Linked DNA regions of Homo sapiens: region 2 is linked to region 1. The links are chromatin loops, found by intact Hi-C in ENCODE. Cell type or tissue: IMR-90. All regions are shown on one strand. Each heading gives the region's core, and the rest is flanking DNA. Links, peaks and the distances in the headings are about the cores only. Region 1 overlaps LOC124903379 (a long non-coding RNA gene). Region 2 holds the start of MIR151B (microRNA 151b).

The links. Peaks named below come from ENCODE experiments on the same cell type or tissue, not always from the same donor. Only the 100,000 strongest peaks of a DNase experiment are listed, where the experiment ranks them.
Region 2: it touches region 1 in a loop (3-fold over the local background); 11 of 110 quality-filtered maps call a loop at or near these places.

What each region holds. Positions count from the first base shown.
Region 1 is chr14:100,025,138-100,033,466 of GRCh38, reverse strand. It overlaps LOC124903379 (a long non-coding RNA gene), which reads left to right. Exons shown (of 2, transcript XR_007064329.1): 2 at 1-2,072. It also overlaps a transcript of EVL not described here. Among named protein-coding and RNA genes, the nearest start is that of EVL, 36 kb to the left of the region's middle. In IMR-90, for the core only: CTCF peaks have their summits at 1,505, 3,987 and 8,068 (motif pointing right); DNase peaks (open chromatin) are centred at 1,266, 1,756, 2,806 and 4,236; H3K4me3 peaks cover 548 bases; H3K27ac peaks cover 4,024 bases.
Region 2 is chr14:100,105,318-100,113,646 of GRCh38, reverse strand. All of the region lies in intron 3 of EVL (Enah/Vasp-like), which reads right to left. It overlaps MIR151B (microRNA 151b), which reads left to right and starts at 4,133; the gene lies at 4,133-4,228. It overlaps MIR342 (microRNA 342), which reads right to left and starts at 3,992; the gene lies at 3,894-3,992. In IMR-90, for the core only: a CTCF peak has its summit at 5,146 (motif pointing right); DNase peaks (open chromatin) are centred at 4,576 and 5,156.

The DNA.
Region 1 (8,329 bases), core at 224-8,223:
CTTAAGCAGTGTGACTTTGAGGAGGTGATTTAACCTCTCTGAATCTTAGGAGCCTCTTAGGTAAAATGGTAATAATAATGTAACCACCTGCCTCTAGAATCTGCTTTTGACTGGTGTTCATAGGATTACTGTGAAAATTAGATGTGATAACAAAAGTGCCCACAGTACAGCAGGCACATTTGAAAGTGTGTTACCTTGTTTGTATAGGAATCTAGAAGAATCAGAAGTGCTTAATTTATATATGTAAGGACTTTTAAAACTTCACATGGGTTTTTACTAACTCAAACCCTTTTGTCAATCCCTACAGCTTTGAAAATCTACCATTCGGCCCTTTTAGTCTTTCCGGCTGATCTTTCCCATCCACAAACAGATGTTGCTCACTGGATTCAGCACTTCCATCAAAATCCCCAAAAGCCTTCATGCTTAGAAATGAACAGACATCAAAAAGGCAGCAACTGTCCTCTTTACTGCCATTTCCTCTTCTAGGGCCTGTGACATGACAAGGATAATGCAGGAGGTTAAAAAAAAAAAGGTAATAAAAATGAATAAACAAAGAGTGCTGAGAAGCCAACATGTGTCCAGCTCTGCTCAACTGTGACAGATGCCTTCAAGTAACCCTCAATCTAGTTAAGAGGATAAGATAGAGGAAATTAAATATCAGATTGTTTATTATATACCTTAAGTGTTATAGGAGAGTTCAGAAAAAAGAGAAATTTTGTGGGCTGTAGAGGTCAGAAAAGGCTTCCTGAAGAAATACTGCATGCACAGGGCTGGGTTTTAGAGGATTTCATGGAAAGAAAAAAAGGTTTGGAAATGGGGAAGCAAAGTGGTGAGTGCAGATCCAGACTAAATCATTTTTTTGGAGCGGAAGGAGCCAAGCTTCAAGAGACCGCAGCCAGACCATGGAGGGCTCCACCTGTAGAAAACAATGAAAAGCCGTCCTGGCAATGGACAGAATTTTATATCCACAAAGTACTGGGATACCATCCTCTCATCCCACCTTTCTATGAAGCAAGCTGTGTTTAAGCATTCGGTCATGGGTAGGGATGAATTGATTAGTATTTTGTTCATACCAGGGATCTGATAATCATGAATGCCCCAACCAAGCAGCCCAGGACAACAAACAAGAATTTTATCAACTGTAGCAAAACGTGTCAACCTTCTCTTCCTTAGGAATCTCTATTCCTTCACTCCCCAAAAAGGTGGAGAATAAAAGTACACAATCTTCATTCTGTGGCTTTGGAAGTGCTCCAAGGTACATTTGATTTGCATGCATCCTCTCTCCAGGAAAAGGAATTTCATCACTGAGTGCACTTCTTAAATCACAGAATGTTTCATTGCCCTGCTCATAAAAATACATCCAACCACCACTTTTATCCATCTCTTTTATCACCTCTCTTAGGAAGCCTCTATCTTGACTTGATACACAGTTGTCTGATCTAGCAGATACAGTGAAAAATGAATAAGAGTGGTAACTTCCGAAAAACTAGGCAGGGGAGCCCTGCGAGGGGGCGCTCATCTTCCTTGCTCCTGGTTCTCTTCCTTGGTGTCTCTGGTATGCAGTCTGTGCACATGGGACCCAGAGTTGATTTTCAAAAAGGAAAGAGCTCCAAGTGTTCCTGTTTCTCCCAGGGCCACACAACAAGTGAAAGTAAATCGTCTTTTCTCTCTTCTAGCACTCGTGCTGATGAAGATGGGGGGCAGAGTAGTCACAAAGAATGCAGTGTGAGTCAACCCTGGCATCTGGAAGGATCTGAACTGGCTGACTGGAGTGAAAAGAATTCTTCATGTCTGTAAATTATTACGAAATGCCCTGAAGAGCCCAGTGACTAGTCACTGAGTATCAAACCCAGGAAAGACCACGAACCAGCATAAGTTCTAGATCAAACATTGTAGTCTGTACAAGCCACACTTCTAACACATCTAGGTTCAATCTGCCTTCAGAGGTGCCAGTGGAATTCAAAAGCATGTTATAGCACTTTTCATTTTCCAGTGCTCTTGATTATGAAAGCTCACACATGGCCATTCTCCTCTCTGAACATCTCTGCAAATAAAATATTATTCCTATTTTATCCCAATGAAGTTATGTGACTTACATAAACTAACGCAGCATCATTAGAACCTAGGGTTTCCAGGTTCCCAAGCTCAGGTTCTTCCCGTGAACTCCAACGAGGTGTGTACATCAGAATCATCAGTGGAACTTTAAACAGTGCACATGTCTGGGTTTCACCTGCACATATTTGGACTTAAGAGGTTTGAGGAGTGGCCTGGGCACCTGTCTTTAGATTGCAATGGGCCTTCCCAGTTGAGAAACATTACATAGATTTCCCAAGTTGAAAGTCACTCTTGAAAGCTCTTTAGTTGATTCTCTTGCTGTCCAGGAGAACCACCCCAGAATGTATCACATCATAGCTACAATTGTTGGAAGGGTGCTCTTCACTGAGTTCTCACTTGTAATTCACTCTTCCCTACACGGAAGAGACCTCATACGTCATAGTTGTCCCGTGTAGTCCTAGTTAGTTCAACAGACACTTACTGATCACACTAGGCTCCAAGGATAATGAAATAGGACACGGAGAAACGTACAACAATGAATAATGCAATGGGCTGTGGCCTGAGTACAGAAGCACTGCAGACTCAGAGAACCAGGGGTCACTTGGTGGTGGGCTCTGGTTGTATTATCACAGTTAGCCAGAAAACACTGTAGTCCCAGTTTGTCAACTGCAAGGAACTTATTAATCTCTCAGACCAGGGAATTTGCATGCAAACCAAGCCAAGATCCAAGCTCTCAGCTGATTAGTCACACCATGTTTCGTTCACTGTGTCATAAACATTTCAGTAGCAAACATGATTATCTTCCAAGGACTGATTTCTGGCATTCTGAGTCTGAACGCTCAGGGAGAGGGGAAGACTAGAAGTACTCTAGCTGGAGAATGTATCAGCCTTTTTCCTGGCTCCCATGCAATTTCTAATCCAGGATAAGTGTCTATAAAATGCTTTGCTGCTTACAGTAAATTAAAAGAATTAATTTATTGAGTATCTAAATGCTTTATAGAGGTAATCTCGGCCGGGCGCGGTGGCTCACGCCTATAATCCCAACCCTTTGGGAGGCTGAGGCAGGCGGATCACCTGAGGTCGGGAGTTTGAGAGCAGGCTGACCAACATGGAGAAACTCTATCTCTACTAAAAATACAAAAGAAAAAAAAAAATAGCCGGGCGTGGTGGCACATGTCTGTAATCCCAGCTACTTGGGAGGCTGCGGTAGGTGAATTACTGAACCCAGGAGGCGGAGGTTGCAGTGAGCTGAGATTGCGCCACTGTACCCCAGCCTGGGCAACAAGAACGAAACTCCACCTCAAAAAAAAAAAAAAAGGTAATCTCATTTAATTAGCATAGTAACTGTCAGAGATTGGTAATAGTCCCATTTTACAGGTAAGGCAACCAAGGCACAGAGAACTTAAGTAATTGCTCAAGGTGATAAGAAAAGTCAAGGTGCTAGCAGCATGGCAAAACACCTAGTAGGATTTCCCATCACTACTACTTATTCCCCAGAGGTGAAAATGTTTATCTCTGCAGAGTAGCCAACTTCAGGGCAGAGAAGTCACCAGTCACAGGGAAAGGACAAAATGGACCTGGGTTATACCCTGAGAAGACAGCAAAAACTCTCCCCTCAATCAGCTAAAGCATGGCTAAGAGCACACTGTCCCCCTGTTCCTATACCTCAGCTCCCGCACACCTACTAACAGCCCTTGTCTTGATTTTCATCCACCCCAATCCTATACCCTCCAAGGCTCACTCCCACAGATGCTTCCTCCTGAAAATCTCTTTTAACTTTTATACAGCAAAACTGTGTCCACCTCCCGGCCACAGCACGTTATCTGTATCCCTATGGAATCTATCCCAATCTCCTATGTTAGTATTATCTTTGCTACCTGCTACTCCATGCTTTTGGTCTGTCTGTTCCACACCTCTTGAGGACAGTGTTCCTGGAGGCAGGACTAAGGATTACACATATTTACATTTTCTACTGTGGCTTATATTGAGTAGATGTTCTGGAAGTATTTGTTCAATGAATGGTTATCCTAGTATCAAAAGGGCCCTCCCACATCCCTACCTCCAAAATGACCCATTGCCTGACTTTTCAGAACCAACATAGTTGAGGATATGTTTGCAACTACCCTAAGTAGTCAGCAGGAGACATAGAGACCCAAGTTGGTATTCTGTTCCAGGACTCACTCCTCTGGGAAGCCCAGCTAAATTCTTCCTCTTTGTTTTCTTTTGTTATTAGCATAAGCAACTACTATTACACTAAGCAAAGAGGAATGGGAGATAACAGAAACTGTTTTAAAACACGGCATTTGAATCTGTTAAACATTAACTGATTAAACTTTCACTGATTACAAAATGTAAAATATACAAACAATACAGCAATGTTTTATAATTTATACACTTCTTTCCTATACATTATCCTCAAAATAGTCCTTTTGCTATATGTGAGGTAACTAAGGCCTAGAGAAATAAAGTGACAGTCATAGCTTACATTTCTTTTGTAGGAAATGGAGCCAGATATTGGGACTCTAGATCTACAACACTGCCTCACTTTGAGTAAAACTCAACAACTGCACGCTTATTTAATAATGAAGAATAGATTTTTTTTGAGATGGAATCTCGCTCTGTTGCCAGGCTGGAGTGCAGTGGCGTGAACTTGGCTCACTGCAACCTGCGCCTCCTGGGTTCAAGCAATTCTCCTGCGTCAGCCTCCCGAGTAGCTGGGACTACAGGTGCGTGTCACCATGCCTCGCTGATTTTTGTATTTTTAGTAGAGACGGGGTTTCACCATGTTGACCAGGATGGCGCTGATCTCTTGACCTCATGATCCACCCGCCTCAGCCTCCCAAAGTGCTGGGATTACAGGCGTGAGCCACCGCGCCCGGCCGATAGATTGTTATTTTTAAGTATATCTGCTTTGCCATCCTAACAACTAAATTATCTGCTTCCCAGTGCATAAAGGACTCAAACAACTCAATACAAAGAAAACATATATTCTGATTTAAAAATGGGCAAAAGATCTGAATAGACATTTCTCAAAAGACATATAAATGGCCAAGAGGTATGTGAAAAAATGCTCAACATCACTAATCATCTGGGAAAGGCAAATCAAAACCACAACAGCATCTCACACAGTTTTATCAAAAAGACAGCCAATAAGTGACTCTGGCAAGGATGTGGAGAAAGGGGGGCCCTTGTACACTGCTGGTGAGAATATAAATTAGTACAGCCACTGTGGACACTCCAAAACAGTTTGGAGGTTCCTCAAAAAAAAAAAAAAAAACAAACAAACAAAAAAACAACTAAAAGTAGAACTACCATATGATCCAGAAATCTCACTGTCAAATATATATCCAAAAGAAAGGAAATTGGTATACTGAAGAGACTGATTTTACTCCCAAGCTTACTGCAGCATTAGTCACAACGGTCCAGATAGGAATTGAGTCTGGGTGCGGTGGCTCATGCCTGTAATCCCAGTACTTTGGGAGGCCAATGAGGGTGGATCACTTGAGGTCAGGAGTTTGAGACCAGCCTGGCCAACATGTGGGAACCCTGCCTCTACTAAAAATACAAAAATTAGCTGGGCATAGTGGCGCATGCCTGTAATCCCAGCTACTTGGGAGGCTGAGGCACGAGAACTGCATGAACCTGGGAGGTGGAGGTTGCAGTGAGCTGAGATCATGCCACTGCACTCCAGCCTGGGCAACAGAGCAAGACTCTGTCTAAACAAAAAAAAGATACAAATCAACCTAAGCGTCCAACAACAGATGAATGGATTAAAAAAAAAGTGGTATAAATATACAGTAGAATATTATTCAGCCATAAGAAAAAATGAAATTCTGTCATTTGCAGCAACCTAGATGAAACTGGAGGACATTACGTTAAGTGAAATGAGGCAGGCACGAGAGAGACGAATACTACATATTCTCACTAATATATGGGAGCTAAAAAAAAATTGAAGTCATGGAGATAGAGAGTAGAATGATGGTTATCAGAGGTGGGAAGGGTAACGGGGAGAGGGTAATAAAGAGGGATAATTAGTGGGTACAGAAATACAGTTTGATAGAAGGAATAAGATTTAGTGTTCAGTAGTACAATAGGGCAACAAGAGTTAACAGTAATTTATTGTACATTTCAAAATAACTAAAAAAGTGTAATTGGAATTTTCCTAACACAAAGAAATGATAAACGCTTGAGATGGGCATTCCAGTTACCCTGATTTGATCATTACACATTGTACACTGTATGCTTGTATCAAAATATCACATGTACCCCATAAATAGGTATACTTAGTATCTATAATAATTAAAATTTTTATAAATAAATAATTTGTTTCCCCAAATAACACCTTGCTTTTGGCTTGTCAGATGGACACCAGGTGAAACTGTCAAGTCAATGAGGTCTGTCCATCCCTGTCTTACCTGCTCTATTCTCTCTCCCTGGTCTGTCTGCCCTCTGCATTCTTCCACCAACCAGTGCTCCCACCATCATCTATCAAAGATCCACATGGTTGTAGATTCCAACAGGCCCCGGGGATCCAAGACAGAGAGGGATCATAGCTCCCACAGTTAGGGACTGTGACTTACTTAATTCAAAGTATTTTCATTATCAGACATTTAATAATACGTCCCAGAGCTGAGAGTATGCTGTCAGCAGTAGTTGGTAGGGATACAAGATGACGACCTTCTCTCTGACCTCAAGGAGCTCATGCTTTGGTAGAGAAGAAGATGTGAGAGAAACTAATAATCATACAACTACACAGTAGTAAGCACTACACAGAGATGGGATGGAAGAGCCGTGGGAACTGGGAGGAGGGTAGGTCATTCTACCCCAAGCCCTCTGCTCCTTTTCTAGAAGTTCCCTACTTTTCCTACATCTGTGGAGCACGTGCCAGGCACCACGACAAGCTCTGAGCCCACAGGAAAGACTGAAAGGTTGGGCTGATGGTTAAGACACAGGGTCAATTTATAGGATGGCATTTCAGGCACATAGTATCTGGGAAAGAGGGACTGAACTGAAACTGACTGATTCCCTTAACAGCTGGGTGACTTTAAGCAAATTACTTAACCTCTCTGAGTGTCTGTTCTCATTTCTTTCATTCATTTAACAAATATTTATTAGATACCTACTGTATGCAAGGCACTATGGACACAACAGTGTTGTGTTTTTTTTTTGTTTTTTTTTTTCCTGAGACACTGGAGTGCAGTGGCATGATCTTGGCTCACTGCAGCCTTGACTTCCTGAGCTCAGATGATCCTCTCACCTCAGCCTCCCAAGCAGCTGGGACCACAGGCATGTGTCACCATGCCCGGCTAATTTTTGTACTTTTTGTAGACGTGGGGTTTCGCCATGTTACCCAGGCTGATCTGGGGCTCCTGGGCTCAAGCAATCTATCCGCCTCAGCCTCCCAAAATGCTAGGATTACAAGCGTGAGCCACTGTGCCCCACCACAGCTGTGTTTTGTTTGTTTGTTTGTTTTTGGAGACAGAGTGTCACTGTTATTGCTCAGGCTGAAATGCAGTGGCCCGATCTCGGCTCACCGTAACCTCTGCATCCCAGGTTCAAGCGATTCTCCTGCCTCAGCCTCCCGAGTAGCTAGGATTACAGGCATGCGCCACTATGCCTGGCTAATTTTGTATTTTTGTATTTTGTATTTTAGTAGGGGTTTCTCCATGTTGGTCAGGCTGGTCTTGAACTCTTGACCTCAGGTAACCCACCCGCCTCTGCCTCCCAAAGTGCTGGGGTTACAGGCGTGAGCCACCACGCCCCGCCAACTGTGTATTTTTAAAAACCTATCCTTGTGGCACTTAGGTTCTGCTAAGGGAGGTAAACAATAACAAATATAAAATTTAAAGCTACAGTATATAGATGGTGATATGTGATCTGGCAAAAAATAAAGCAGAGTAAAAAGAAAGGGAGTGCCCATTGTGGGGAGAGGGATATTAAAAAGACAGGTCAGGGTAACATCTGAGTAGAGACCTGGAAGAGACCAGGGCATAAGCCACGTGGCCACCTGGGGGCAGAGCAATCCAGGCAGAGACTGTCAGTGCACAGGCCTCAAGGAGGAGGCAGCCTGGTGTGTTCAAGGAACAGCACAAGCTGGTAAGGCTAGAGTGGTGTGGAGGAGACAGGGTGCTGTTAGAGATGGAATCTGATAAGAGGGCCAGGCTGAGCAGGCCTGGTAAGCCATTAAAGGAGCTTGTGCTCTCACTCTCAGTGAAGTGGGAAGTTACTGGGAGGGGAGGTGGGTGGTTTGAGAACAGGAGTGACATGATTTGAC
Region 2 (8,329 bases), core at 267-8,266, 80 kb before region 1:
CTCACACTTGCTGCCTTGTGGGGGCATCTGAAGCTTGGCACCTCATTCCTTCCTTGATTTCCCTCCTCCTAGCCCAAATCCTTCCCCCACACGATGAGCAGACTGATTCTAGTGGGCCTTTGACCCTGGGCCAGCTACTCACTTCCTTTCACTGGGACTTAATTTCCGCACCTGAGGGGCTAGAGAGGAAGCATGAGGAAGATGATGAGAGCAACACCCACCGCTGAGTGCTCACTACCTGCCGGGCACCGTTCTGAGCATATAGACTTGAAGCCACTTAAGAGTTAAATCTGAGTCCTGGCTCTCACTTGCTCTTTGACCTTCCTCGCAGCTCCAGGCATGAGGCTAAGCCTGGGATGTTACGCTCAAAGCCTGCCCTTCTAGGCCTGGTTCTGCTTGTTCCTCAGCCTCCCCTTTCTCTTCTCCCGCATGCATCCAAGATGGCAGCACTAGGTTCACATGCCTCTGTGCCGTTGCCTATTTTGCTTCTTTTTGGGCTACTCTTCTAACTGGTGAACGTCTGTCCATCCCCTTTAAGACTCAGATCAGGCATGCCCGCCCCCAGGGCTCTCCCAGTAGCTCTCCCCTTCACCACAGCCTCCCCTGCAAGAAGCCCTGTGTTCTCTGCATCATAGCATAACATACACTGTATTGACAAGGCTCTCTCTCCACCTGGCTGTGAGCTCTGTGAACACAGGGACCAAGTCTTATTCATCTTTGTGTTCTGGTGCATGGCCCAGAATAGGTGCTCAGTAATTCACAGATGGGGTCATAGCTGTGGATACAAACTGCTCCCCTGGAACTTACAATCTAGAGAGGAGAGACAGGCAACAAATAAAGACACAACATGTAGGAAGAAAAACACAGCAGAGAATGAGAATTAAAGGAATGTGTGTGGGTCGTTCTTAAGACAAACTCTGCGATTACGTGGTATAAGCAGACACCCGGAAGAAGTGAGGGAAGGAGCCCTGAGGTTTTGGGGAGAAAACATTCTGGGCACAAGGGGCCTTGGGTGTAGAGGCCCTGACTTTAGGAGCATGCTTGGCACATCTGGGGCATGGCGTAACTGGGATGAAGGAGGAGAGGTAGAGAGTAGGGAGGAAGTGAGTTCAGAAAGACAGCCAGGGCCACAGCATGCCGGGCTAAGCAGGCCTTGGTAAGGATGTGGACTATATTCTGAGTTAAGCCTAAAATCCTAGAGAGTTCTGGGCAAGGACTGAGACCTGACTGAGAGGTGAAATGCAGTCTGCTTGCTTTGCGGGGAATGGATCAGAGTGGGCTAAATGCAGGAGCAAGCCAGTCAGACAGTGGCTGCTGTGAAACCCCCTGCTGCATGGACACCTGGATGAGAGAGGGCAGGCAGCAGATAGGCAGGGGGCAGGGCCTCAAACACTCGCAGCCTGTCCACTCTCAAACTGGAAACTGTATCTCAAGTTCAGCAGTTGGCTTTCTGAGTCTCCGGAGTTATCTACCAAAATATTTGAGCTGGCTTTTATCCTATATGAGCTGAAGCTGGCAGGAGGCTACTTGTAAAACTCCTTCCTTAGGAAAGAAATGATACACGCTACGCGAGGAAAAAAGAAAACAGCTGTGAATGAATTCTTCCCTCACTTTCGAAGATGTGGGTATGTGGCTAGAAAGATGGGGCAGGTTAAGTGTTTATAATAATCAACCTCTGACCAAGCCGGGTTATAGTTTAGAAAGCTGGGGGGCTGCCAGCTGAGCAGGGTCTTTTGAGAGGCAGTCTGGTCCACTGGGCAGAGACCTGGACTGGAAATCAGAACATCTGGGCTCTGGGCCTTAAGCTCTGCATTCACCAGAGTGGCCTGGGGCAAGTTTCTTAGCACTGTGAGCCTTTGTTTCTTCCTTCTTAAAATGGAGAAAGTAATTCCTGCTATCTCCCTGCAATCTCAGGGAGCCAAGATCCAGGCACAAGAGCATCCAGGAAGGGGTTTGTTCCTTTCTGTAAGGAGTATACGGCTTAGCTCTGGGTGGTGGCACACCAGAATGAAATGACTCTGGCTACGACTGAGGGGTGAGATCCCAGTATCTAGGGATTGGGCACTCCAGGAACAACTTGCATTCACTGTGCCATATGCTTACAAATCACAGTCCCATCTATTTTATCATTTGAGCCTCATGACAACTCTGTGAGGTGGTTGTCACACCCATTTTAAAGACAAGGAAACTGGCCGGGCACGGTGGCTCACACCTGTAATCCCAGCACTTTGGGAGGCCGAGGTGGGTGGATCACCAGAGGTCAGGAGTTCAAGACCAGCCTGGCCAACATGGTGAAACCCTGTCTCTACTAAAAATACAAAAATTAGCCGGGCGTGGTGGCGCATGCCTGTAGTCCCAGCTACTTGGGAGGCTGAGGCAGGAGAATCGCTTGAACCTGGGAGGCAGAGGTTGCAGTGAGCTGAGTTTGCACCACTGCACTCCGGCCTGGGCAACAAGAGCTAGACTCTATCACAAAAAAAAAAAAAAAAAAAAAAAAATGAGGACACTAAGGCTTAGAATGGTGAAATGGCTTGCTCAAGGTTTCACAGCTGCTCCATGTGACAGGGTGGAGCGGGTGCCTGGAGCTAGGGCATGGTACCCTGTCACCTGCCCCCACAATCTGTGCCACTTCTGTCAACCACTGTGCTGACCATGGCAGGCACACCTCAGCTGGCTGCTTCCTGAGCCCTACCAGGAGGCGTCAGGAAGGTGCTGGTGAGGCAAGGCTGGGGAATGAACCACCACCTATCTCAAACCCTGACTGGGCACATGGCGCCTGGGCTGTATCTACAGAAGACTAAAACTCCAAAGGAATCTCGCCATTAGCGTTAGGGAGATAATCCTGGGACTGGTGGAAGGAGGAGACCTCTCTTCTCTAGGATGTAAACTGCAATAAGCCAGCAGCTCTTTTGAGGAGGACAATGGCAGCAGCAGGATGCAGGTGGGATGCTCTGAAATTAGGGGCACCCGTGAGGCATGCACAGTACTACCAATGTGCCGAGGGAGACCCCCAGGGTCAGACAGAGCCTCTTCTCAGATCTTGATTTGAACTTCCAAACCACCAAGATCTGCTGGTGCCGCCGTCCTCCTCCTCATCAGATCCCCCCATTCACCCCCAGCCCTGCAGGGCCCAGGTTCAAGCCCCGCTTCCCTCAGAAAGTGTTCTCTGACCATCAGGATCCAAGAAGCCTGGCTTCCCTCTGTGTCCCAACGTGATGGCTGCTGGCACCACACAGGAGTTGATATTGTTAGTTACCTTTTTTTTTTTTTCCTGAGACAGCGTCTTGCTCTGTTGCCCAGGCTGAAGTGCAGTGGTGTAACCATGGCTCACTGCAGCCTCAGACTCCAGGGCTCAAGCAATTCTGCTACCCCAGCCTCCTGAGTAGCTGGGACCACAGGCACACGCCATCACACTTAGCTAATTTTTAATGCTTTTGTAGAGACAAGGGTCTTGCTATGTTGACCAGGCAGGTCTCGAACTCTCACACTGAAGTGATCCCCTGACCTCCTAAAGTGCTGGGATTACAGGCATGAGCCACTGTGCACGGCTGATATTGTTAGTTACCTTTGCAAATAATTTTTTTAAAAAGAGTAACTTCAAACTGTTATAGTAATTTAGAGGTGACAAAGAATGTTTACAAACATCATCTCATGGTACCCTCACAACAACCCTGTGAGGTGAGTCTGATTCAGCCATTTCACAGATGGCGAAACTGAGTCTTAGGTCAGTGACATGCCCAAGGGCACACTCCTGGCACAGCTGGTACTGGAACCAGATCCGAGTTCACGTCCGAAGTTCCTTCCACAGTATGCACACCTCGGGGCCACAGCAGCTGAAGGCCCTTCCATAGGCTGTGGCTGGAGAAGGCGTGTTCCTCTGTTTGGGGTGGTGATAAGTAGGCCAAGGTGACGGGTGCGATTTCTGTGTGAGACAATTCCATTAACCATGTCCCTCAATCACAGATAGCACCCCTCACCTTGAGCCCAGTTTCACAGGTTGGCCAGCAAGCGGTCTTGGTTCAGGAACTCCATCTTAGTCTGCAGAGAAGGATGCAATGGCAGGAAGTGCCAGGCTATGAGAGGCACACAATATGACATGGGCGCAAGCTGGGAGCTTGTTCAGTCACCAGACACCTCTGATGTGTCAGTCTCTCTTCAGGGCTCCCGAGACACAGAAACAGACACCTGCCCTCGAGGAGCTCACAGTCTAGACAAACAAACCCAGGGTCCAAACAAATGGGACACCAACAGTGTGCGAGGACTGGGAAGGGGTGCCTGAGGTCTTCTGGGGCACTGGGAAGGCTTCACAACAGCAGGGCAAAGGATGAGCAGAAGGTGACCAGGAGTATGGAGAGAACATGCATGAGGGCAGGGGCGGGGCCCCTTTAGACGCAGCCCAGGGAGGACAGACTGAAGAAGGACAAGAGAAGGTGGATGGGTTACAACCCCATTACAACACTTCAGGGGAGAGAGTGTCAGGGGAGAGACGGTGAGAATATGCAGTGCAGGTGGTGAAAATGGGAGCCAGTGAGTCAGAGGGACCAGGGGCTCAGGCCAATGCACAGCCTTCACTGCTGGACATGGTCCCACAGGACCTCGATGCTGAGCTGGGGCCTGGGCTGAGTCAGGAGACAGGGCTCCAGGCACGGCAGCCTCTGGGTCCTGGTGTGTTCCTGCAGCCAGGGATGGATATACTGAGAGCTTATAAGGCAGACGATGTGTGGGTTTTTGGGGTCCAGAGACAAAGAGGCCACTTTCTGAATTTCCAACCTGACTAGATTCATGCAGTGGGAATAGCAGGACAGGCCAAGTGGCAGCTGACTGTTAGGACAGAGGCAAAAATAAAGCCCCGTGGGAGTGCAGGAGGGAGTGCAAAGTCACAGGGAGCGGGGCGGCTGGGAAAGGCTCCATCTGTGGAGCCACATTCTGACAGGACGAGTGAGATTTTAGAAGTGTGGGGAAAAGTGAGAGGGGAAGAAGGGCCAGGGGCACAGGAGAGCCTGAGTAAGAGTGTGACTGACGGTGCGACTTGGGTAGCTGTTGGCATGGAGGCGTACAAAGGCCCTGCCTGATACAACATCTGGAGCCCTGGGGTGAGAACAGGGGTGGGTCAGCAAAGAGACATATCCGGCTTTCAGAAAGTGGCCGCCAGAGGGCAGCTGGGAGCAGGCAGGAGGCCAGGGGCTTGCCGTCCTGTTCCCCTCAGGCAGGGCCATGCTGGGCCTGCTTTCTCTCAGGTGGCACAAGGTGTCAAATGGCCTCGGCAGCCAGGGAGATGAAGACAGTCCAGTACTTCCTTCTCTTTAGGGGAGAAAGAGGTAATTTCCAATGGAAAGAGGTTTACAAGAAGCAAAATTCAGCCCCACCTCCAAGAGCTATGAGGTTTAACAACCTTCCACTCCCCTCCAAAGAGCACATGGAGCTGGGCCTGACTCTTCCCGGGAAGGTCTGCCTGTAAGTCCCTTTCCGGGGCTCTTTCTCAACACTGTGCTGAAGGTGCAGCCCCTGGGCCACTGGGCATCAATGAAGGACATAAGAGGTTGAAAAACTGGGAAAACATTTATTATCCAGCACCAGGAGCTTCATATTTTGAAATATACCAATGATGTTATTACACGCAAACCAAGTAGGAAAAGGACATACATTATGCTCCAAGAGCCAAAGAGAACAAGCACTTCATCCTGTGTTTTAATTCGCCCGGATTCCCACTAAGCTATGGGGTTTTCCTTTTTCTTTTCTTCAGAGTCCCACTGTATAAAGTCGATGAAGAACTACTCTGGTTGCATCAGGGCGAGGACCCTGGTATACCTTGGTGGACCCCTGGAACTCCTCAAAATATCCAGTTTGAAATCCACTGCATTCAACCCCCAAACTGCAAATAAACTTGCCTTTGACCACACATGCTTCTGTCCCACCCCCACCCAATCCAGCAGCAGGGGCACGTCTGACAAGATTTCATTAGTGAGAACCAAATGCGAAGAAACAGTCAAAATCCAGTTACTCAACCCTCTCCTCACCAGCACTGCTTTCCATGCACCTCGGCCCTCTTCCTAAAGCCTGGTCCTTTTCTGGTCCTTGGCCTGGAAAAAGTGATCTTTCATGAGGGAATGCTAGTGGAGGAACGTTGGGCGTGGCCATGGTTCTGCTCAGACTTGTCCTGTGGCCTGCACACATCCTCCCCCTCACTGGGTCTTGGTTTTGTCATCTGTAAATGTAAACCCAGTCTCATGACACCCAAGCCTCCTTCCCTGGCTCCCACTCACTGGCCCTACCCCGGCCTAGACTATCTGCCTTCTACACCAGCAGAGGCTTTGAGGGGGATTTTCTTTAAAATTCACTCCCACTATGTGGTCGAGTGCCATCAGCTTGGGGTCTTGCCTCAAGTGCCACCAGGGCCCTGCTCTCCTGGAGTAATGGGAGACGATGACACGATGACTCTAGTAAGTTCTGAGAGGACCTACAGTGGTTTAATGGAAAACTGCTGGATGTGGGGACAAAAAGAGGAGCAGCATGGGGCACGGCCCTGAAGGCCACATACCAGGCACCGGGCATCTTCGTGTCATGTGAACTGCCACGGGCCTGTGGTGTCATTCCACCTGCTGATGGAGGAGGTGACTTGCTCAGGGTCACACAGACCCAACGTAGCCCGGCTCCAGGACATGCACTCTTCCTGCTAGACCAAGCTGCTCCCACCACACTTCCAGGCACTGGAGGAGAAGAGGAGCATGTTCTCATCCTGGCTTCTCTTCCTGACTGGGTCATATCAGGAAGTGGTTTGGGCCAAGTACAAACTTCCTCCCTCTGGGGCTCAGTTTTCCTGGCTGTGAAATGAGACAGACACTGTGCTATCTCCATGGCACTGTTAAGCGACAACCAGGCAAGACACAGATGCAATGCAGGAAGGAACCAGCCCGAGTTTCACAAAACTTCAACCCTCTCAGGCCCGATGGTCCTCTTTTTATTATAATGTTTTGTAATGATCCTTGCATTATCCTGAAGTGAAATTCATAGATTACATAACCTACCTACCTAAATTCGGATATAATGCCTTACATGTACTGCAAAGGAGAGAGAAAAGAGAAGCAGTCTATAATAAAATGTGCATTACAACACATAAAGGGCCAGACCCAGCTACACTAGGAGACGGAGGCGGTCCACGCTTGCACCTACCCACAGACCCACTGGGAGTGCTGCTGCTGCAAATGGGATGTGACGAAGGGGAGGTCTATGGATGACTGAAACGTCACAGTGACGATGCTGGAGATAGGACTTTACGAAACAGAAAACAACTCTTGGTAAAGTTACAAACAAAATTAAGTATGATTTTCTTTTGACGGATGCAGTAGTCAAATTCCTAGAAAATTCAGCACATACTAAACCTGGTTAAAAAAATAAGTGCTTTTTCTTAAAACAGAGCAAGCTCTGGCTTGAGTTTTTCAACTGCATGTTTTGGTGGGACACGCAAGACAAGACTTCACTGCGCAGGATGATCCTGCACATTGCAATGTGCACCTGTCCCCGCTGTCCCCTAAATCGCCAACAGCTCTCCGTTTCCACTTTGTCTCTGGTGAGAGCTTCTTGTCTGGTCTGACACTGCCATTTCAGAGTCTAGAACATCAACACCTACAAAGAAGACAAAACGTAACTAAAGCCACATGCGAGGCAAAGGCTGAGTGGGGGCAAGAGCCTCCTCCCGGCTTGCAGGGCAGGTTCTCCCCCGACTCAAGGAAGCTCATGGACAGTCAAACTTTCTGCAGAGTTTCAGACACTGTGGCAGGGGAGGCATGTTCCCTATTCAGTTGGGATGTGGCCAAGCGGCTGCTGCTGCTACAACCACTACTACTTACTGCTAGTCACCATCACAGCCCTTCCTGCTTGTGCTAGGCTGTCTGTCTCAAATACTTCTACAGCCATCGTCCCCTTGGACTCTCATGCTGCGAGACAGACATGCCACGGATAACCACCTACATTTCACAGACGAAGAAACCAAGGTCCAAGAAAGGGAAATGAGTTGCCCAAGGCACATGCAAAGAAAGAGCACAGCCAGGTCTAGCACCCAGGTCTCTTGGTTACCTCAACACCATGACCTCTTACCAAGCAGATGACAGCTTACCCGGCACCCTGAAGGGCGCCTTGCCTGGCAAAAGACTGTGGAGGACAATCAGTACTCTGTCTTCCAAATGAGGATACTGAGGCTCGAAAATGTCACTAGACCTGATGAAGTCACACAGTCAGCAGATGGTGGGACTAGGGCAAGAGCCAGGCCTCCTGAGTCTCAGTCTGGAAGGCTAGAATTGGGGTCCCTGTTCTTAGAGGGTTGCTGAGATTC